2 separate regions of the Homo sapiens genome follow, and region 2 is linked to region 1. The links are chromatin loops, found by intact Hi-C in ENCODE. Cell type or tissue: CD14-positive monocyte. All regions are shown on one strand. Each heading gives the region's core, and the rest is flanking DNA. Links, peaks and the distances in the headings are about the cores only. Region 1 has its middle 5.5 kb from the start of LINC00299. Region 2 has its middle 66 kb from the start of LINC00299.

Evidence for each region. A loop is a pair of places that touch in the nucleus more often than their neighbours do. Peaks named below come from ENCODE experiments on the same cell type or tissue, not always from the same donor. Only the 100,000 strongest peaks of a DNase experiment are listed, where the experiment ranks them.
Region 2: it touches region 1 in a loop (1.8-fold over the local background); 2 of 110 quality-filtered maps call a loop at or near these places.

What each region holds. Positions count from the first base shown.
Region 1 is chr2:8,328,633-8,339,191 of GRCh38, forward strand. No RefSeq gene overlaps it. Among named protein-coding and RNA genes, the nearest start is that of LINC00299, 5.5 kb to the left of the region's middle. In CD14-positive monocyte, for the core only: no CTCF peak of the experiment used is centred there; no DNase peak of the experiment used is centred there; H3K27ac peaks cover 871 bases.
Region 2 is chr2:8,389,279-8,399,837 of GRCh38, forward strand. No RefSeq gene overlaps it. Among named protein-coding and RNA genes, the nearest start is that of LINC00299, 66 kb to the left of the region's middle. RefSeq lists an enhancer at 3,346-3,891. In CD14-positive monocyte, for the core only: CTCF peaks have their summits at 5,001 and 5,261; no DNase peak of the experiment used is centred there.

The sequences.
Region 1 (10,559 bases), core at 1,668-9,667:
TGGGGGAGGGCACGAGCCTTCCCAGGGAGACCTGATCCCATCCACGCCTTGTACCCAAGCCCCCAGAATTCCTAGCCTAAATGTCTCCAAACCTACTTCCAGGGCCCAAGTCTGATCCCCTGGACATCCCAGAGCCTGGGGAGGCCCAAGGCCCACCCCTGTGGGTGGAGCACCCTGACAGGGAAGAGTGAAGTCCAGGGAGGGAGGAGAGGAGATGTGAGAGGGGGAAGGGAGGCCGAGGGCAGCAGGGGCTGGAAGCAGCTTCCTCCAAGGCCTTCTGCTGGCCTGAAGTCTCAAGGAGTCTGAATTCCAAATTCGAACCTAGCCATCAAGGTCAAGGTAGTAGGAGAGAAACCATTTTACTCAACAATGTATAAGCAAAATGTGTCATTTTTTAAATATGAAGATCTTTACCATGTGGGCCCCATTCGAACTCTTGCTCTGGGGACCTGCCCATGTTCAGGAGCTATGTCATTTTACTCAGCCTCCTTCCAGCAACTTCCACCCTCTGCTGCCCCAAATCTCAAAGCCTCAGGTGCAGTATTCTTCTAAAACCTGGATACTCCCTTCTGGTCCACAGGGCATCTGTTCTAAGGCATCCCCCTTGCCTTGATCATGAAGGGAACGTCCTTTGAAAAGGCTGCCGTCCAAAATATTCCCTGCTGTCCATTCATTCACTCATTCATTCCTTTATTCAACAAATGCTTGAGTATATCCTTCTGTGCCAGGCCACACTCTGGAGATAGTGCAATGAACAACACTGGCAGAAGCCCCTGCCCTCATGAGCTTCTATCCTGGTGGACAAAGACACACAGCAAGCCGGTGAGCATGTGAGATGAACAGAGCATCAGGAAGGGCCACCAGCACCCTGTGCCTGCACACCCACTGTGACTGCCCATGGCTGGGGGCCTGGCCCACTGTACTTCACATGGTGGACAATGAGGCCCTGTGAGGCTCCTTGTGGCCCCTAACTCCTAAGTGACCGGGCTGGGATTCCCACTCAGATGGTGCTGAGGTCAAAGATCTCAAAGGCTTTCCACCGCCAGGTCCCTCCTGAGTCAGGACTAGCATTAATTATAATAACAGTATCAATTAGCTCCTCTTGGCTCCAAAATATAATGGCTGCTTCCTCTGGTACAATATTAGGAGCAGGCACCAGATGAAAAAGCAAACGGATCGAACACCACCCACAGAGATAAACTGGCCTCGTGATCAATGATGGTGGATTTTTTTTTCAACACAGATAAACAGGAAAGGAGTTTTGGTTTTGAAACTCAAACGATTTCCTTGCTGTAGCCGTATCTAGGTTGGGTATCGAAGAAAACAAAAATAATTCTGGGCACAGAAGGAAGATGGAATATTTCTGCACTCAACACTGGGCCAGTTTGGCTCATTCCCAGACATAAAGAATTCTGGTGTCCATTTTTAAATAAAAATAAATAAAGCAGTTCAACCCAGATGGGGGTGCCAGCAGATGTGACAGAACCATGGAGAGTGGGTGGGTGGTGTGCAGCACTTGGCCATTGCTGACAGCAGCCCTGTTGTGAAGTACACAGCTGGGAGGACGGCACAGGTGCGCTCACATGGCCGGCATTCCCACAGGCCCGCCCACTGCCTTGATTGCGGGCCACGGCTGACGGCTGACCGCAGAAGCCTCCCAAAAGAGGAGGCAGGTGTGGGAGGGTGGCTGCTGCCAGGCCAACTCCCCTGCAAGGGTCAGTCCCTGCTCTCTCTGCAAGGTCCCCTGCCCCCAGCAGCCCTGGCTCCCCTTCAATCCAAGGCTCAGCTCCTGGACCTGAGGCCACAGGCTCTGCTTCCTGGCTGCCTCCTGCTGCCTGAAAGCCTCACAAGCAACTTAATTAGATTAAAAAATACCAAAGGCTACTTAACAATAACTGAGCGTGTATTTTCAAACAGCTAGAAGAGAGGATTTTGAATGTTCCCAACACACGGAAATGACAGATGTTTGAGGTGATGGATATGTTAATGACGCTGAATTGATCATTACCCCTTGGATCCATGTATCAAAATATCACTGTGTACCCCATAAATAGGTACAATTATTACATGTCGATTAGAAAAAAATACCAACGGCAGGACTAGGATAGGACAGGCTTCAGGGGGGATTTCAGGAAGTTCCATGTTCAAATTTTGGCTTGGGTGAGTCAACCCCTGGGCATCAAGTTACATATGGGAGCTGAGAAGAATCTCAATCGTGCATGTAAATATCTCGGCATAGCAGTAAGTAGTCGTAGTTCTTTATGATAATTTTAGCAGCGATACTGGGGAGGTTTCTGGAACAAGTTAAAGAAATTTAATAAAGGTGAAAACCTCTTTCATGATGTTAGAAGAAGTTTGTCTCGCTCCGCAGTAATCCCACCTACACACACAAGAGACCTTTTCCTGGCTTTTCATGTTCTTTATGTTTGAGGGGTATAGAATTATTTTTCCAAGCACCTTTTGTTCTGTCAAACGGATAAAGAATTGATAGATACATAGAAAGTATTGGCATTCTTGGGGTTATTTCTAATGGTAAATGTCATAATTTCATTAAACGAGACAAATATTTAAAAGACAACAAGTCGACAGTGTTGGATGCCTTTGGTGTGGTTCATTTTGCATGACAGGTGACAACCCCTTTTCTTCTTTCAAATGCAATGTTTCTAAAGCCAGATAGAGCCGGGGGCCTTTAGTGCTCCTGAAATTGTGTATGTGTACTCCTTTTTCTACAAGAGTGTCCACAGCTCTTACTGGCATCTCAAAAAGCCTCCAAGCTACCTATGGGGATCACCCTCTCTGGCACCAAAGGGGAATTAAACACCAGTTTGCTGAAGACCAACTAGACATCATCAGTTTTCCCCTTTCAGGACCCACCAGTGAGCACCAGGCATGTTCCTGTTCCCTGTTTCCAATTCTCCCTTTTGGGACCCACCAGTGAGTACCAGGTATGTTCCTGTATCCCCGTTTTCAGTTCTCCCTTCGCTTTCTCTGTCTGCCTACTTCACATACTCAGGTGCATCTTACAGGGATCCTTTTTCTGAAAATAAACACTTGGACATAGCATAGTGCAAGGAGGCAGGGGAGTGTGTTGCCAGGAAAATGGAAGCAGCACAGTGAGCCTGCGGGTCAGGGGGCAGTGGGGACAGTGGGGCAGCGTCCTCCCCACTGCCCCCACCTCCAAGCCCTGCTCACTAAGGGGCCCACCCCCAGCCACCTTGGTGCTGTAAGAGCACTTCCACTGGGGCCAGAAGAGAGGCCAGTTGCGCTTTTTATGAACTTGATCATCGAGTTATCCTGGTCATCTACTGCAGGCTGTGGGGGCCGGTCATGGGAGATTCAACAACGGGGAAGCTCTGCAGCCTCCGCTCCACCGAGCAAGGCCAGGCCCAGGATCCTTCTAGCTCTCCCAGGAGACCTTTGAGCACCTGGTTCTCAGTGGCTTGACTCAAACAAGGTGATACTTACACGGCTGAAAAAAAAAAAAAAGAGCTGCTAGTTGGGTAACTGCACTTATGCACATGCTAGAGTTTGACTTCAGTTCTGTAATGCACCTTGCTTTCTCCCCAACCATGGGGTGGCCTTGGGAGTACCCACCAAAGGACCCAGGCAGGGACCATCTCCAGGCAGTGACCAGTGCCACCACCAGCAGCCATGAGACTGTGAACATGTTTATTTGTTCATTTGTTTATCTGATTCCTTTAGAGCCAGCTACTCTGGGTTTCTGAGAAGCCTCACTCTGCCGCTGTACTACCAGCTGTGTGGCCAGACCTAAATTACAGCCTCTGCTGACCTTGGTTTCCTCATCTGTAAAAGTGAGGAGAGTTCTGCATTCCTCAGAGGTTTGTTGTGAGGATGGAATGAAATAATTAAGTAAAGCACATAACACCACACCTGGCAGGTAACAGGTATTCAATACATACTATGAGTTGGATGGCACGCTGGCCCCAGCATTGGGGTAGAGAACGTTCAGACATTGTTAGCTGCCACTTGACCAAGGTTCACAGATTCAGAATAAGTGAGTGAGTGCTGAAATAAACAAAAGGAGTGGGGTGGGTGCTAGTGGAGCCGTCACAAGCACTGTAAGCGACAGTGCAAAGCTGGCTTGCTTGTGGCAATACAGTTGTCATAAATGCCCCAGACAGCTGGGGCTCTGGCTGGGAGACACGCGGGCCGCTATGTGGCCCTGGAATCCGGGTAGCCCATAAATGATGCATCAAGTGCAGAGCTGGCCACAAACCATGGCGATGCAGGCCACGGGAACATCTGTGCAAACAGAGAGGCCTCTGAGCAAAGGCAGCCCCAGCTGTGCAGGCCTGCCTCTGCAACCCCACACTCCCCACCCCTGCACACCCTCGCCCCCACACCCCCACACACCCCACCCCACCCCTGCAGGTGACCACTCACCCTAACTGTCCAACGGTGCAACCTCGAGCAAGTCCACCCCCTGGTCCCCAGCTTTGGTTTACACAGCAAATGACATGTATTGCAACCTTTAGATATATCAAATGTTTTAAAGAAAATAGGCACAGGGGTTCCCCATGGCAGTACATGCAGTTTTCTCTACTATTAGGTGGGAGGATGGAAAGGAAAATCTTACCTCTGACTCCGAACACGGAGCCCTGTAGGAACGGCCCCCATTTAGTGACCCTAGTAAGTCCCCGGTACCCAACTCAGGCCTGGCACACAGGGCCCCAGGCAAGGCTCTGGAGCAAGTGTTCTCACAGAGCCAGTGACCGTGGAGCCTGTGACCGTGCAGAGGGAGACAAACACCGGTGGGAGAAGTTGGGAATCGCCCTGTCCCACATTCTCGTTCCCTGGGAACCTTCCATCTTCTTGTCTCCACCCAATCTGTCTGGATGGAACTCTAATTTTTTCAGCAATTTTCATCTCAGAAGTGAGCAGGGAAGGACTCCAGTATATGTGAGAGAGAAGGATCCTGAAAACAAGTCAATATCCTGGCCATGGACACCCAGTGAATGTTTAACCATGCAGGACAGCTGAACTGGTACTTGGTGACCCAGCAGGCGATCGGGATCTGCTGGTGATCTTGGTCCTCTGGGTGATCCGTGGTCCTCTGGGTGCTCTGATCTGCCAGGGGATCCTCCAGGGCACTTTAGGGCTATAATCATGAGCTTCAGAGGTACACAGTAGAATGGAATCTTGCTCCACCACTGCAGCAGCCACCCGACCCTACCCAAGCCCTTTCACCCCTGGAGCCTGGGTCTGTTCGTTTGTAAAATGGGGGAGTCTGATCTCTATCTCACAGGGTTGCAACGAGCATTAAATGAATTACTGTTAGTGAAGTGCTCATCAACGATAGACTGGATAAACAAAATGTGGTACATCTATACCATGGAATACTATGCAGCCATAAAAAGGAATGAGAAAGAAAAGGGACATGGATGGAGCTGGAAGCCATTATCCTCAGCAAACTAACACAGGAACAGAAAACCAAACACCGCATGTTCTCACTTATAAGTGGAAGTTGAACAATGAGATCACATGGACACAGGGAGGGGAACAACACACCCTGGGGCCTGTCAGCGGGTTGGGTGCGGGGAGGGAGAGCATTAGGAAAAATAGCTAAGGCATGCTGAGCTTAATACCTAGGTGATGGGTTGACAGGTGCAGCAAACCACCATGGCACACATTTTCCTATGTAACAAACCTGCACATCCTGCACATGTGTCCCAGAACTTAAAATTAAAATCTAAATGTATTTTTTAAAAAAGTATCTTAGCAGGACTGCCACAGCAGAGGGCTCTGTGGTTTGCTATCTTTTCAATACTAGTTTTAAATTAAAATAAAATTAAATGTTTCTAAGACCATAAGTGCAAACTGCAGAGACCCTTATTGCAACTATTAGTACTATCATTATTATTTTCATGGGGAAAGGAGAGGGAGGGGTAAATTATAATAATATAAATGATATGTTTATCAGACAAGACTCCTACCTGAGAAAGGATATTAAGAAAAGTAAAAACTAGCCCAAAGAACATATCTGTCTCTGCGCTCATTTCTTTTATACAACGACTTCAGAGAAAATGTTTTCATTCATCAAATGGTCAAACAAATGTTAAAGCCCTGAAAATTATTTGGAAAATCCAGTGTAAACTAACACAAGATGGGATTTCCCATGGGTTAATCCAATGGGAAGTTTCACTTGGTCCTGAATTTCCTCACAAAATTATTTAAAACGCTCTTTTGTTCCTATTCTCCTTCGCTACCAATTTAAAGGAAAGAAAAGTGGGTCATGCATTCAACAGAGGAATGAACCAGGCCGCAAAACAAGCCGAGGGTGAAAAGGGAAGTTTTCTGACAGCGTATGTGGCCTCCAACACTCAGTGGTGAGAAGTGCAGAAAACTCAGTCTAAGGGGCAATTATATTTTAGAGTCAAGAATGGGAACACTGTTTCAAAGAGGAGCAGAATTTAGAAAAGCAGTTAACTGCCTAAGACTGCTGAACCCAAACTCTGTCCAGAGCCCTGACCACAAGCAGAGCTGCCGGCAGACGAGCTTGAGGCAGTATCTGCCGGGAGTGTGGTCAGCGGTCAGAGTCCAGGGCTGCACGCTCACGGCTCTGCACACGGGGCTGCTAACCCTAAGGCCACGGCCAGGAAGGAACCCCAGGGACACTTGACCTGCCCACGATGAGAAAAGCAGAAACAGCAGCTGCTGTCCTGCATGTCACCAGCATCACCACCTCAACTGCTGTGCAGAAACACCTGCCCAGAAACACCAAGAGCTTGTCCACCAGCGCTGTGCATAGCAAGCTGTCCTGTAGAGTGGGCCAGCAACCATTCTCCTAACACACAGAGCGCAACGTACACATCCAGCCATCCAGATCAACTTGTAGTCAGTTTCTCAAAGGCAGGAACAATGGGTTATCCCTTGCTCTATCTTATCCCTCCCAAAACATAGTCAAATAATTTGCATAAAGTAGACGCTCAGTTAGAGTTGATGAAATAACTTAATAAATGATGAGAGGAAAGAATCCTCATTCCACAGATCCAGTTCAGCTTAAACCTGATCCAATAGATGAGCAGTTCTCAAACTTTTTGGTCTCAGGATTCCTTTGCACTCCTAACAATTGAGAATTCCAAAGAGTTTTTGTTTATGAGGGTTATCAATATTTATTGCGTAAATAATTAAAACAGCCCACACATTAAGTCACTAGGAATTGAGAGCAAAATGTTCAATGTTCAACCAAGCTTCCCGTAGGTAAAATGTGTGCAGAATGAAGCTGTATGGCAGTCACCAGGAGGTGCAGAGGAAACCTGGAATGAGCCGTGGAGTACAGACCAGCCACAGGCGCCAGGTGAAGGGTCTAGACGCATGCCTGCAAACAAATCAGTACCCTGTCAAAACTAATTGTGATCACTTCTGAGAGCTGAGCAGTTCCAGCATAGGGAGTGGCACTGTGCTCGGCATTTTTACATACGTCACCTTGAATGATTCTCCTAACACTGCAAGGATCCATACTACCTCCGTTTATCAGAAGCTGTAAAGAAGAGTCGATGAGATTCACTTAGCTAACATCAAACAGCTCCTAGAGGCTGGAGAGGGATTCCAGTGGGGCCATTCATATTTCCAAAATCCTTGCTGTCTCCACGGATCAAGCTGTTTTCCTAAAATCGATCATTTCTTTATTTCGGGTCCCCAGATCCCTGCCACCGTTGTTCAGAAATGAACAATATGAGAATGTTCGCAGCAGGCTACTCTTATAAATTCTTTGTTGGTTTGTCTTCTTGAAAAAAAATTTGATTAAGGGTGAACAGAGAGTGGTCGCTCAATGTTTTGAATCAGAAATTACATTTTTAAGATTTCAGAAGTGGTAGAGCTAATTCCTATTCATGTATATTCTTGGACACGGCTGACCTTCCCAGGGGCTGGAATTGTTACTCATTCACGTGTCCCCAGGGTCTGGTATGGTCCTGGCTCACAGAGATGTTCAATATACATTTGTTGAATTGCTTATTAAGTATATGTATTATATGTATATACATATATAGATAAATAGATTCTCTTTGATTAAAATTTATTTTTTCAAATTATATTAGAATAACACTAAAGGAAATCTATAGTAATTGCTGTTAATCTGGTAAGGCCAATGGAAAAATTATAGAGCCATAATGAAATTTTCTTTCTCCTTTAGACATTTTATTTGCATTGATTATTATTAACAGGTACCACATATTGAGCCCTTTTTTAACATGTCAGTCCCATTTTAACTTATTTATGATGACATGTACTACTTGCTTACTGGTTTAGACCTTTCTTATAAATTAGTAAAAAAGCATAATTTAAGGATATATGTGGATGAGTAATTTAGACAGAGGATGAAAAAGGGCAATCATTATCCTAGAATATAGAAAATTAAAATTTCACCAAAATTGCTAAGACACGTTTTTCCGTAGAATGTTCCTCCAGAACTCCAGCAAGCTTCCACAGAAGCATGAGGTTCATCAACACATTGGGTACCAGATGCTGCCGATCAGAAAGCTGGATTGAGTAGAGGTGATGGGGTGAGGCTAGAGTGACTCTTTCATAAAAGAGAGGGGGACAGGGCAAAATAGAGCAATCTTGTCAACTTATAAATAAGTCCTTTATTCACAACCATGAGCTAATGTGAACCAACATTAACCATGAGCAATTTAAAAAAAAAAAACAAAACAGAAAATTAGGACTCCCAAATAACCATTTAACAAGCATTTTTTGAGCACTTTCAAACCTAGAAATAAAATAAATTGGGCCTTTAGAAAAAGAAGGAGCAGAAAGAGACAAGTCAACCAAGCAGTTCCTATCGCCACTCAAGCCTGGCGTTGCTCTGAGCTGTGCATTTCAATGTCATCCTTTTTGCTTGTTCTTTCTCTGATTCAGAGATTAGCCCAGCATATTATATGTATGTTTCCCACTTCCTGACCACACACTTTTATCTAAATTTCTTCAAGGTCTCACAATGAGACACCAGCAGCTTCTTTAAGAACTGATGTCTTTTTCTTAGCCAGCTCTTGTGTAATCATTTCTTGTACAATTTCGAGATGGCATAAGTGCCTTTGTTCATTCAACAAATGTTTATCGAGCTTTTTTGTAGGTACCTAGGACCCAGATTTGAGCAGGTGGAAAAGGGCCTTGCCTGCATGGGACTTGCATTCTAGTTTTAAGGGGCAGAAAATAACAGAGGTAATGAGTTAGACTGGAATTATACTACATAGTACAGCCTAGAACCAGAATGGGGAGAAGGTAACAGGCTGTGTGACAAGTTTTGGAAGAATATTCAGGAGGAATTGAAAATACAAGAATGCTTTGGGACAGGAATAAGCTAGGCACGTGGAAAAACAAAACAAAACTATAAGTCTAAAATGTCTGAAATACCATAACAAAAACATCCAAAATGAGATGAAGGAGAAAAAACAGGTAGAGGCCAGATCCTATAGAGATTTCTAGGTCATAGTGAGGATATTGAAATTGACGCTAAGGGCAATGGAAGTTCATGGAAATATTTCAAGCAAAGTAGTCAGAAAGTGTGATTTATCTTTCAGAAAGTTTTGACTAATACTTTTAAATACACCACTCCAAATTCTAGCCCCAAGTTCTTCTTTAATGGCATGAATGCCACACAGATTACTTGGAGATAGAGCAGAGGCTATTAGGACATTTATTAGAAATTCCATTTTTAATAGATTTCTGATTCTAGCAAAAAAAAAATAGCTCTAGGCTAATACTTGGCTTGGCATATATTAAAAATCTGTTTGGAAGCAAACTGTTTTTAAAGTACCTTGGTTTTAATTAGTTTAGCATTTTAATTCTAAGAAAGGATGAGAAACCTTAATAAGAAGCATTTTCCATTTGGGTGTTTAAAACTGCACCATAATGTTACATTAAAATCATTTCTGGTGTGTTAATTAATAATTATGTTAGGAATATTGCAAATGTGAAAGGCCACTGTGACTCACCGAGCTTCATCTGAGCTCATTCCATTTTAAAATTCTATTAATCGTTGTTACAAATGACAGGATCATTTAATTTCTTAAATGAGACATTTTTATTACACATCGGGCCTTTCATCCAAGTGAATTTTATTGGCTGTGACAGGTCCTGAAACTCATTTTTATTTTTCAAAATGCATTTTGTCAAATATTTTGCCTCTAATGAATGAATGTTTAGACTCCAAATAAATCCGGCTATGCTTCCCCAGTTCTCTTCCCAAGGATCGGAAGAGCACTCACTGTATACAGAGCTCAACGGGGTAAGAACAGAACAGGCAGGTGTCAGTCAAGTCCAGGGTACATCCATGAGCTTTGCAATCACAACCAAAGCAACCACGTGGAAATGCACTTTTGTGCACATAAATGGCCTTTTACCATTTTTAATTTGCAGCCTATAAACAGCAGTATGATGGACAAGATAAAATCATTCAAAATGTTAAAAAGATAAATAATTTAATATTTATAGCAAGTTAGGATACATTGAAAGGCTTGGGTTGGGTTTACAGAAAATTGATGTCCTCTAAGAGGTGACTGCCCCATCTAATCCTTCCTTTCCACAGTCATCGACAT
Region 2 (10,559 bases), core at 1,063-9,062, 60 kb after region 1:
AGCCAGAGAATCTTACAGTGATCGAAACTGGTCTAATGCCATTAGCTAAAAATCTTTCAGGGTTTTCTCTCTAGAGAAAACAGAAACCAGGCAATTTTCAGCAATTTTATCTGTCCTAAATCTATCCAAACAAATATGCTGGGGAGAAGAAGATATAAGCACTTAATCATGAGAAACATCCTTGACAAAGAAAGATCAGAATAGGAGCTGAGCAGGAAAAGAGAGCACAAGGTGAGGGGCAGGGGAATAAAATAGGATGACAGGAAGAATGAATTACTTCCCTCTTGGTCAGTCATTAAACTTCACCCAGGCTAGTGGTGAAGGAAAGTCACTCCCACACCATAAATAGGAACGGAGCCGTCCTTTTTCACCTTCAAATTTCAGCCAAGGGTCCATATCACGAACCTTCCTTCAATGTTTACAGGAAAAAGGAGGTGTTACAAAATATATTCTCCTGAATAAATCTTAGATAGCTTCAGCTGTAAGATTGTTAAAATTAAAAGAAACAAGTGGTTGAGCAATTGGAGATTATCAATGCTAACTGGCAAAGGAGAGGATGGCTGGGTATGAGTCACTTTGAAAATACTGGGTCTAGTTTCCTGAATGCAGTATTATTCATTAATTATTCCTTCCTGCCTGCCTTGTTTCCTTCCTTCCTTTCTTCCTTCCTTCCTTCCTTCCTTCCTTCTTTCCTTTCTTTATTGTGCTTTAAGTAGTTCACAGCTTCATGGGAGAGAGGTACCTAGTACACAAATAGCTGCATTAAAATGGGAACAGTGGTAACAGTCACAGAACGGGCCTGTTAAGATACCTCCACTGCTTGGCAAGTTCAAAAAGGGCAGAAACTGAGGTTGAAGTAGCTGAGAAGTTATCATTATCATTTAACTCCAATTTTACCTAATTTGATTTTTTTAATTCTCTCTCCTGAAGCCCAGGTAGGATACAAAACCAAGTCTGGTGGCACGTATGAGGAGGAGCTCAGGACACGAGCAGGACCTGGGTAGCAGGGTTAGCTTGTCCTTGGTGGGGAGAACAGGTACTGACTTGCTCATGGGCATGACAACCAGTGAAACAGCAGTCGCTGTCATTTATTTAACGTGGACTATGTCCTCCGCATTTACTTACCTGCCAAAGGGGATGACCTTGCCAATTCGCCTTTTATAGGTGAGAAGACAGAAGCTAAGAGGTTCAGTAGCAGCCCAAGAATACATACCTTTGGATGGGGTGGGATGGGGTGAGATGGGGTGGGATGGGATGGGATGGGATGGGGTGGGATAGGGTGGGAAGGGCTGGTATGGGGCAGGATGGGATGGGATGGGATGCCCTGGGGTAGGATGGGATGGGAAATCTGGGATAGGGAGGGATGGGGTGATGGGATGGGGTAGGGTGGGATGGGGTAGGATGGGATGGGATGGGGTGGGGTGGGATGGGATGGGATGGGATTGGATGGGATGGGATTGGATGGGATGGGATGGGATGGGATGGGGTAAGGTGAGATGTGATGGGATGGGGTGGGATGAGGCAATGGGATGGGGTGAGGTGGGATGGGGTGGGGTGGGGTGGGGTGGTGTGGGCTGGGATGGAATGGGATGGGGTGGGATGTGGTAGGATGGGGTAGGATGGAGTGAGGTGAGGGGATGGGATGGCATGGGATGGGATGGGATGGGATGGGGTGGAGCAGACTGTACTGGAGGGAGTTCTAGGGGACAGGGATGGATAGTGCAAAAGCACAAGGGTAAGGAATGCACAAGCTGGCTCAGGTTGCCCAGATCTCAGAGCCATGACCAGAGCAACAGATGAAAACGAGGTCAGGGGTCAGCTGGCGCCCACGCAGTGGGAGCCTTGATGCTCCCTAGCTTGCATGCACCCATCACTGCTTCTTCATACAGATATCTACAAGAGTGAGGTACAGGAACAGTTGTCTCTTCTTTCTTGAGAATGCAGCACAAGTTCTGTTTTTGTCTTCAAGTATTGCAAACAGCAAGACAAGATCACCAGTTTCCTCAGTCTGAGCCAACGTGGAGGTGGCTCGGAGGTCACTTGATGCCACCATCAGCAAAGCCTGAACAGGGTCCCTGAGGCCCAGGGACTCAATGGAGCCTCAGAGCTGAGAGTCAGATCAGAGCTGGGATTGGGGCAGCCTGGGTCTAAATGGAGCACCTGCTGCTCAGGGCAGCCTGTCAGACAGGGAGCCATTGGCCTTTCCAAAGGGCCAAGAAATGGGAAACCCAATCTAGGCCTTCAAAGGTAGGGGAAAAAGTCACATCTGGGCAAACCAATCACAAAAGCCCCTCTGTGCAATGGGCAGAATGTCCTTCAGAAAGCTGTCCTCCTGGGTCACTGACAGGAGATCCTCTGCTGCCTTCAGGGGTGACAGGAGCTCAGGTCAAACACAACTTCGGATCACACCTTCTTCCAAATCAACCCCATGCTCTGCAGACATCACTCACAACACAGGCCTAAGGCCACTCTCCACACACAGCACACACACCAGCAGGCCGGCTGCTGGGAGGAGACACAAGCCGTGTGGACACTGTGGGAAGGAAGGTGTTGAGGAAGTTTAAGAACAGGCCTCCCTCCCAAAAAGAGCTAATGTGTGGGGTCCCAGTGGGGGCCCAGCCTGCCCAGGAAACCCCTTAGTGACTAATACTGTGGGCAGTCAGAATTCTCTTACCTTAGGCAAACTCCTTGTAAGAAAATCTCTTCTTAGAATCAAAGAATCACAGGATTTTTGAGCTGAAAAAGCCTTTCGTCTTTGTCTTGTGTAGTTGCTCATCTCAAATGGTGCTGAGAGGAATTAAGGACTCCTGAAACAAAAAAAAAAGAAAGGAAAAAAAAGAAAAAAGAAAAATACGACCCAACAGGGGGCCTAGGCAAATTTGCTTAACTAAAGGATCCCTGTGAATAACACCTACTAGGCAAAGAAAGTCACATTCCATCAGAAGACACCAACAGCATCTTTGGTTAGGAATCAGCCAGTCTCTGCCAGCCTCCAAATGCTAGCCACGCAGCCTGCCTCGGGAATGCAGGAGGTCCACAGGCCATGCCTTCTCCAGCAGAGCCAGGAGGCCAGAAGCCTCTCAAGGGGGTGTTGAGCCAGAGGTCCGAGGCCTTGCAGATCTGACGCTCCAGAACCAGGGGTCTCCTCCCTGCCCCCCAACTATGGGAAATGGAGATGTGAGGTCCTGGAACCCAGTTCAATCCAACCTAATTCCTTCAGGCCCTACCAGGGTCCAAGCTCCAGGGCCAGGCCTGCAGGGTCAAACACAGACATTTCCTGCCCAGGAGGTTCCTGTGAGCCAGTGAGACACCCCAAGACAGCGTGGGGTGGGGCTCTGGCCAGAGCCCGCCTGGCCCTGCTCTCCTCAAGGGACTTGATCCAGCGCCTCACACTTGCCCTTTGGTGTTTTCTGGGCCTTGCACATACCTTGTCCACGTGATCAGTGCTTGAAACAGAACCAGGTCTGGGCAGGTCACACCAAGGGCTGATCAATAGGCTTCCCGAGCACGTCCATCTGTCTGCTCTGCCTTGCAAGCCACTAACAGGCCGTGAATACTGATTCAGGGTCCTGGCTCCAGGGAGATGAGCAGTCAGGAGATTGGAGGGGTAAGGATTCCCAGCTGCTCAGAGGCAGAGTGTGAAAAGGAGATGCTGAGAAGCTCCCAGGTTCCCAGTCCCTGTCACTGTCACTGGAAAGAAAATGACGCCATTGAGAAAGATGTGTGGAGGGCAACCTGAGGAGCCACTTATTTGAAGAGGTGTGAGCTGAAGGGCCTGTCACCCTCCCCAGGACCACCTGTCCTGCTACCTGAAACTCAGTGGCCCGGGCCATTGCTCTGGAATGATTCTGGAGCATAGACATCAACACATTCATGTAAGTTCTATCACAGACTCCATGAAACAAATCTCAGGTCCCAGTTACCAACTGAGGAGGAGGAGGATTAGGCTCTGGGAAACCTCCAGGGACTTCAAGGAGTACAAGACTATTCTGAGGCTAAAACAGTTGCAAATTCTAAGATGGAAACCAATACTGTGCAAATTAAAAAATGGAGGGAAAAGAAAGTTCCCTTTCTTTGCAGGCGAAACAGGAAGAGGTGCACTTTAGTTCTGAAGTGCACCTCTTTCTGTGTGCAGTCTTGTCTTCATGGGGTTTCTAATCCAAAGGAAAGCTACACTGCAGCCCAGCATAAGCAACTCATAATGAGGTAGCCGTGACTTAAATGCTAGTGGTGTCCCCGAGCAGTTCAGTCAGTGAGTGAGCAGCGTCTGTCTGAGATTCCAGGTCTTTGAGTTGACTGGACCCCGCAGGCCTAGCTCTGGAGCCTGGACCCTGGCTAGGCCTGAAGAAATTGGGTTGGATGGAACTGAGTTCCAGGATGTCATATCTCCATTCCCCATAGTGGGGGCAGCGGGGAGACAACTGGTTCTGGAGCTTCAGATCTGCAAGGCTTCAGGCCTGTGGCTTAGCACCGCCTTGAGGGGCTTCTGGCCTCCTGCCTCCGCTGGAGAAGGCACTGCCTGTGGACCTCCTGTGTCACCCTCCTTTGGGGTCCCATGATAGGTAGCCTGTATTACATGCTCAATAAATATTTGCCAATGTTTAAAAATTCTTTGAAAATACAGAAGAGCCCCAGAATAAAGGGATCTGACAAATTAGAAGTTTCTCTTCAAGAAATTCACATTTGCAAAGCAAAGAGTCTCTCCCTTGAAATAGGCTCACTGTTGTGCATGTGGAAATGCGAAGTGAAGGCTTTCTTTGGAAATCACTTTGTACGCTGCCAACACCTTCCTGTGCTTTTGCTCCAATGGCTGATCCACAGAAAAAGCAGGGTGACAACCTCATTGTTCCTGGGTGACCAGCACCTGCCTGTGGGGTGGCCTTTCTTTGAGAAGCCGTGGAATACAACGCGTGGTCCTTTGTCAGAAGCTCCAAAGGGAACCAACCTTCCAGAAACAGAAACGCTCCCACAGCTCCCTTCCCCCTCTACAGGCCAAGAGCTCAGACCACAGCCTTCTGAGGGTCTCCAGCTGCCAGGTCTGTTTGGGGGGGAAGTTGATGAGGTCAGGCAGGAGAGAAGGAGGAAGTGGGGAGCCACAGGGAAGCTGGGCTTGGGAGCTTCAGGGCCTCTTGCTGCTTCTCAGAGGTCACCTGCCCTTCACCTTCCCCCTGCCCAGCACCTGACACAAAGGACCTCCCTAAGGCTGCTCTCCCAGGCTCACGTCAATGCCAGAATGAAATGCAGAGGAAGGCTTCCTGTGCAAATGCCTCCTAGAGGGGTAACTGGCCTGAGCTCTCCCTAAGGCGCGAATAGCTGATATCTCTAAGGCAAAGATTGATGGGAGAATAGGGAACAGGCAGGTGTGGGTAGGTAGCTCACTGGGGATACAGAAGAGGCAGCACTGCCACCTCATAATTCTATCTCAGGCCAGTCCCAGGGAACCCACAGGGAAGGCCAGCTACACAGCCGCAACACCAGTGGGCAGGCCAAGCTCCCAGGTCTGGCTGTCTCGGCATGGCCAGCCGGCCCCAGAGTTCCCTTGTCATTTTGTCTTTTAGGAAGGCCACATCAAATTATCAACCCAAGGTGTTATTGTGATGAGTCCATAGCTTAGGTCCTCATTCCTCCTGCCTACCTCTACATAGCATGTGGCTTTGGGCAAGTCACACCATCTCTGTGGACCTCAGGTTTGTGAGGCTCTCTAAAGTTTCACTGTTGAAAGGAGCCCTTCATTCCAGGGAGAAATCCTGATATTCCCAGAATGGGAACAGCTTTCCCAAAAGACTATTAATTCATGTCCCACCTGGTCCAGACAACCCCATGAGGGGGTTACCGCTGTCCTCATGAGAATGAGGACAATTTCTGGAATGCCAATCTAGAGACATGTGAAGAGCTCCGCCTAGGCTGGGCAGCGGCTGCAAAGTCGAGGTTTGCAAAACACACATCCTCTCTATAGCTTCCCCTCCTCTTTCCAACTCCCCTTTCCATTCTGCTCCTTTCCCTTCTCTCCCCTTCTTTTTTCTTCCATTCCTCCTTCTTTCCTTCCTGCCACCTCTCTTTTGCTATTCTGCCTTTAATCCTACAGCGGATCCCCCATGATTTCCATACAGAATGTTCTGTATTTCCAATACACTGAGGCTGAAGCCACACAGAAATTGAGCTATGAGGCCGGGTGTGGTGGCTCCCACCTATAATCCCAGTACTTTGGGAGGCCGAGACGGACAGATCACCTGAGGTTAGGAGTTCGAGACCAGCCTGGTCAACATGGTGAAACCCTATCTCCACTAAAAATACAAAAATTAGCCAGGCATGGTGGCAAACATCTGTAATCCCAGCTACTCAGGAGCCAGAGGCAGGAGAACCACATGAACCCAGGAGGTGGAGTTTGCAGTGAGCAGAGATTGTGCCATTGCACTCCAGCCTGGGCAACAGAGCAAGACTCTGTCACAAAAGAAAGAAAGAGAGAAAGAGAGAGAGGGAGGAAGGAAGGAAGGAAGGAAGGAAGGAAGGAAGGAAGGAAGGAAGGAAGGAAGGAAGGAGCTATAAGCTACTAGCTCAAGTGTATACCTCGTACTACAAAAGGGAAAGGCTTCTTTAAACTAACTTAAGAGAAAGAAAGACAAGGCAATGTGATTGCTCATTCAAGGGTGCAAGAGCTTTACTGTGTAAGCTGTCCACCTGAAGGGTCTGCAGCTCCCATGCTGGTGTGAACAGCTTCTCTGGGAGAAACACCCATCCAGGCCATCCCTTCCTCAGAGCATCCCATCAGAGCCTAATAGGGAAATTATTGTTATAGTTTATTTAGGGAAAAAACATAATTCAACACATGACCCTGCAAAACTGTACAGTATAACATGACATTGAAGTGACTTCTGCTCTGGCACAAAGGAGCGCTGAGTGAAAAGATCTCTGGATTCTGAAGGCCCAGTTGTCCCGGGCTGCCACTTAGGTTGGCGTGCTCGCATTAATGTTCTGCAGCAACATACAGTCCATGAGCAACCACGGGACTTTTATTGTCTGCCTTCCTAAATCTGTCCTGCTATAACTTAAAAAAGAAGTTACAGCATCTCTATAACACTATTTGGTTTTAACTAGGTTGCTAAATGTGTTTGCTGAAGTCAGCTATAAGGCGTTAGGCACTTCAGTGGTACAGGGTGTCAGAGAGAAATTCTGCACTCAGTGTGTGGCACTGGATGAGATTTATTTTGCAAACTTTGCCAACCCCAAAAAGGAGATTATATGTTTTGGGAGACAGGGCACCATCCTGTTAGTGAAGTTCATTTAGATGTATTTCTTATACCAAAGGGCATTACGTCTGTCTATAAATATTAACAGAATTGTGTTGCAAAGTATAAGTCCCAAATCGGGGTGTCATTTGGCAGATCATGCCCGCCAGGTATGGATTGTGCCATCCCCGGGGAGAACTGGCTTCTCTCTCCTGCATGGCATCAATTTTATAGGCTTTCATTCCTCCGAGAGAATTAGAAAACATCTGGAGTCAGCACTTCCACAATCTTAGTTTTGTTTCTCAGAGTAGCTGCATATTTGGTGGCAATTAGGATGTTCAGGTACTAAATCAATGATTTTCTCCACGGCCCATGACTTACGTTTGTAATATAATAGACATACCAAGGGTTCCATGCCCTTACAACTGTTTATAAAAATAACCAAAAAATGAACCTATTAATTTTATTTCTAAAAATGATTTTATTTAAACCAGTGGTTCAAATAAACTGGGGGCAATTTTGCGCCTCCTTCCCAGAGGCATTTCTCAATGTCACTTTTTGTGCCACATCTTAGGGGCATGTATTGGCATCTCCTGGATAAGGCCAGGGATGCTGCTGGACATCCTACAATGCACAGCACACCCCAGGCTGGAATCATTCAGCCCAGGATGTCCACAGGGCCAAGGTGAACAGACCTGGCAGAAACCTGCTACGAATTCTCTTTCTTATAGAAACAAGAGACAGATAATTCTCTATGTATGAGTGTTGAGTGTTTCCAATGTACCAGCACTTTGCTGAGGTTGTCTTATTTAATCCTGTCTCCATCAGAAGCAATCTTTTCTGATATGACCTGATAATTGTGTTGTATAAAGTCCTGGTATGATCAAAAATGGCCAAAGTCTTCAGTATCTCTACCTCCAACCCCAAATTTCTCTCCCGCATCTCACTTAACTTCCTGGTGGCATTCAACACTGTGGACCACATTTCCCCCTGAGAAACCCTCTTTTACTCTGTCCAGCAGCTACCTCACCGGCCTGGCCTTGTCTGCAGCCTTCACAGACCTTCTCCAAGCCAGTCAGCGCTGCAGCGACTCAAGGTTCAAGCCCAGGTCCTCTTCTTTAGGGCTTCCCAAAGGCAACTCAGCAAACACCCAACACTTAACCCAAACACCTAATCTCCTTCTCTGAATCCTTGTCCACTTCCAGGTCTCCCAGGCTTGGTCAGGGATGGCCCCACATTTATCCACTTCTGGTGTCAGAGCCCACAGGTCTTCTTTACCCCTCAGTTCCCGGCTGCCCGTAATCCAACCATGAACTAGTCCTGAGCTTGACTTTCAAACGTCTTCAAATCCATGCATTTCTCTCCAATCCTATACCACCACCTTTGCACAAGTTACCGTTACCTTTAACCTGGACAGCTGAGGAGACTCTTGCCAGATCTGCCTGCCTCCCCTCAGCTCTCTCTTACCTGTGGCCACAGTGATTCTACCAAGCATGCATTACATCATGCTCTCGGGTCCTCACCCAGCCTACCTACACGCATACATGTGCACACACACACATACATGTACATGCACACACGTACATGCACACACACTCAAATGTGCACACATACATTCACACACATACACGCACACACATACATGCACACACACATACATGCACACATACATGCACATGCACACGCTTACATGCACACACATGTGCGTGCACACACATACATGCACATGCACGTACATGCACACACACATGCACACACGTACATACACACACACTTAAATGTGCACACACATACATTCACACACGTACATGCATACACATACATGCATACACATGTACATGCACATGCACATACACACACATACATGCACACACGTACATGCACACACATGCACACACATGTACATGCACACACACTTAAATGTGCACACATACATTCACACACGTACACACATACACATACATGCACACACGTACATGCACACACATACATGCACACACATACATTCACACATGTACATGCATACACATACATGCATACACATGTACGTGTACATGCACACACATACATGCACATGCACACACATACATGCACATGCACACACATACATGCACACACGTACATACACACACACATCTTGAGGCCTGTTCACTGGCTTTCTGTGGCTCTTAAAAAACTTCTGAACTTGGCCTATATGACCCTATGCATTCTGGTCCCTGCCACTTACTCAGCCCTTCAGACACACTGGCCTCGCATCCCTCACATTCATCTTCCCCCTCTGACCACAGGACCTTTGTCGAGGCTCCTCCCTTGGCTGAGATTGCCTTTTCCTGATCACTTTCCCCCTTAGCTCATACCTGTCCTCCAGATCTCAGTTCAGCATCATTTCCTCCTGGAAGCTCTCCTGCTCTCCCAACCAGATCCCTGTGGCAGCCTCTCAGAGCACCATGCTCTGGTCCTCTGAAGCTCTCAGCAGCTGCAATTTGGTCTGTTTTCTTTGAGTCATTGTTTGGTTGTTCTCTATCTCCCAGACTGGACTATGAGCAACTTGAGGACAGGGAAACTGAGGCCCTAGAGACACTAAAGAACTTGACCAAGGTGAATGAGTACATACAGTGGCCATCTGACCCTTCGGTCCACCGTTCCTTACCCACTGACTATGTGATGTTGAGGAATTGCAGTGAAACATGAGTAAATATCTAAACTCTGGCTTAATCTCAATGTCACCTAAATAACAATAGGACAGATCTTTTAAACAGGATGGATGGATGAATGAATGAATGAAGACTTCTGCTTTCCATTTGCCCTCTTCAGACACTTAGTTGACTTTTAAAGTTTGCAAAATTCAAGAATTGGCTACCTAGGGAGACACATGCCCACTTTCACCATCTTTATTCTGATTAAGCATTGGGTCACACCTCTCAGCGCCATACTACTTAATGGATGTTCTTCCATCTCAGTCAGTAGCAAGAAGGACCACTTCTGAGTCCATATCTTTTTGCAACATTCACCATTTGTTTCCAAGTAAGGAAGCCACTCGGCTTTTAGTGTCCAGCATACCTCTTGTTTAAGATCACCCTGACTACCACAAAGGCCTTTTTGTTGTATCAGCTTCACTACAAGGAGAAATGCTTTTAAAATAAACCATGGAGTATCCCTTAATAAAGGGATAATTGGCAGCCAGTAATTCTGCTGTACCTGAGGAACACTGAAATAAATCATGGTTAAATCAAGTTGTTTCCATAAAGGAAGAGTGTAAAACCCTGGAAATATCTATGTAGTATAGAAATAGGATGAGAGGGAAACACAACTCTTAAAATAGAGCCCGTAGGA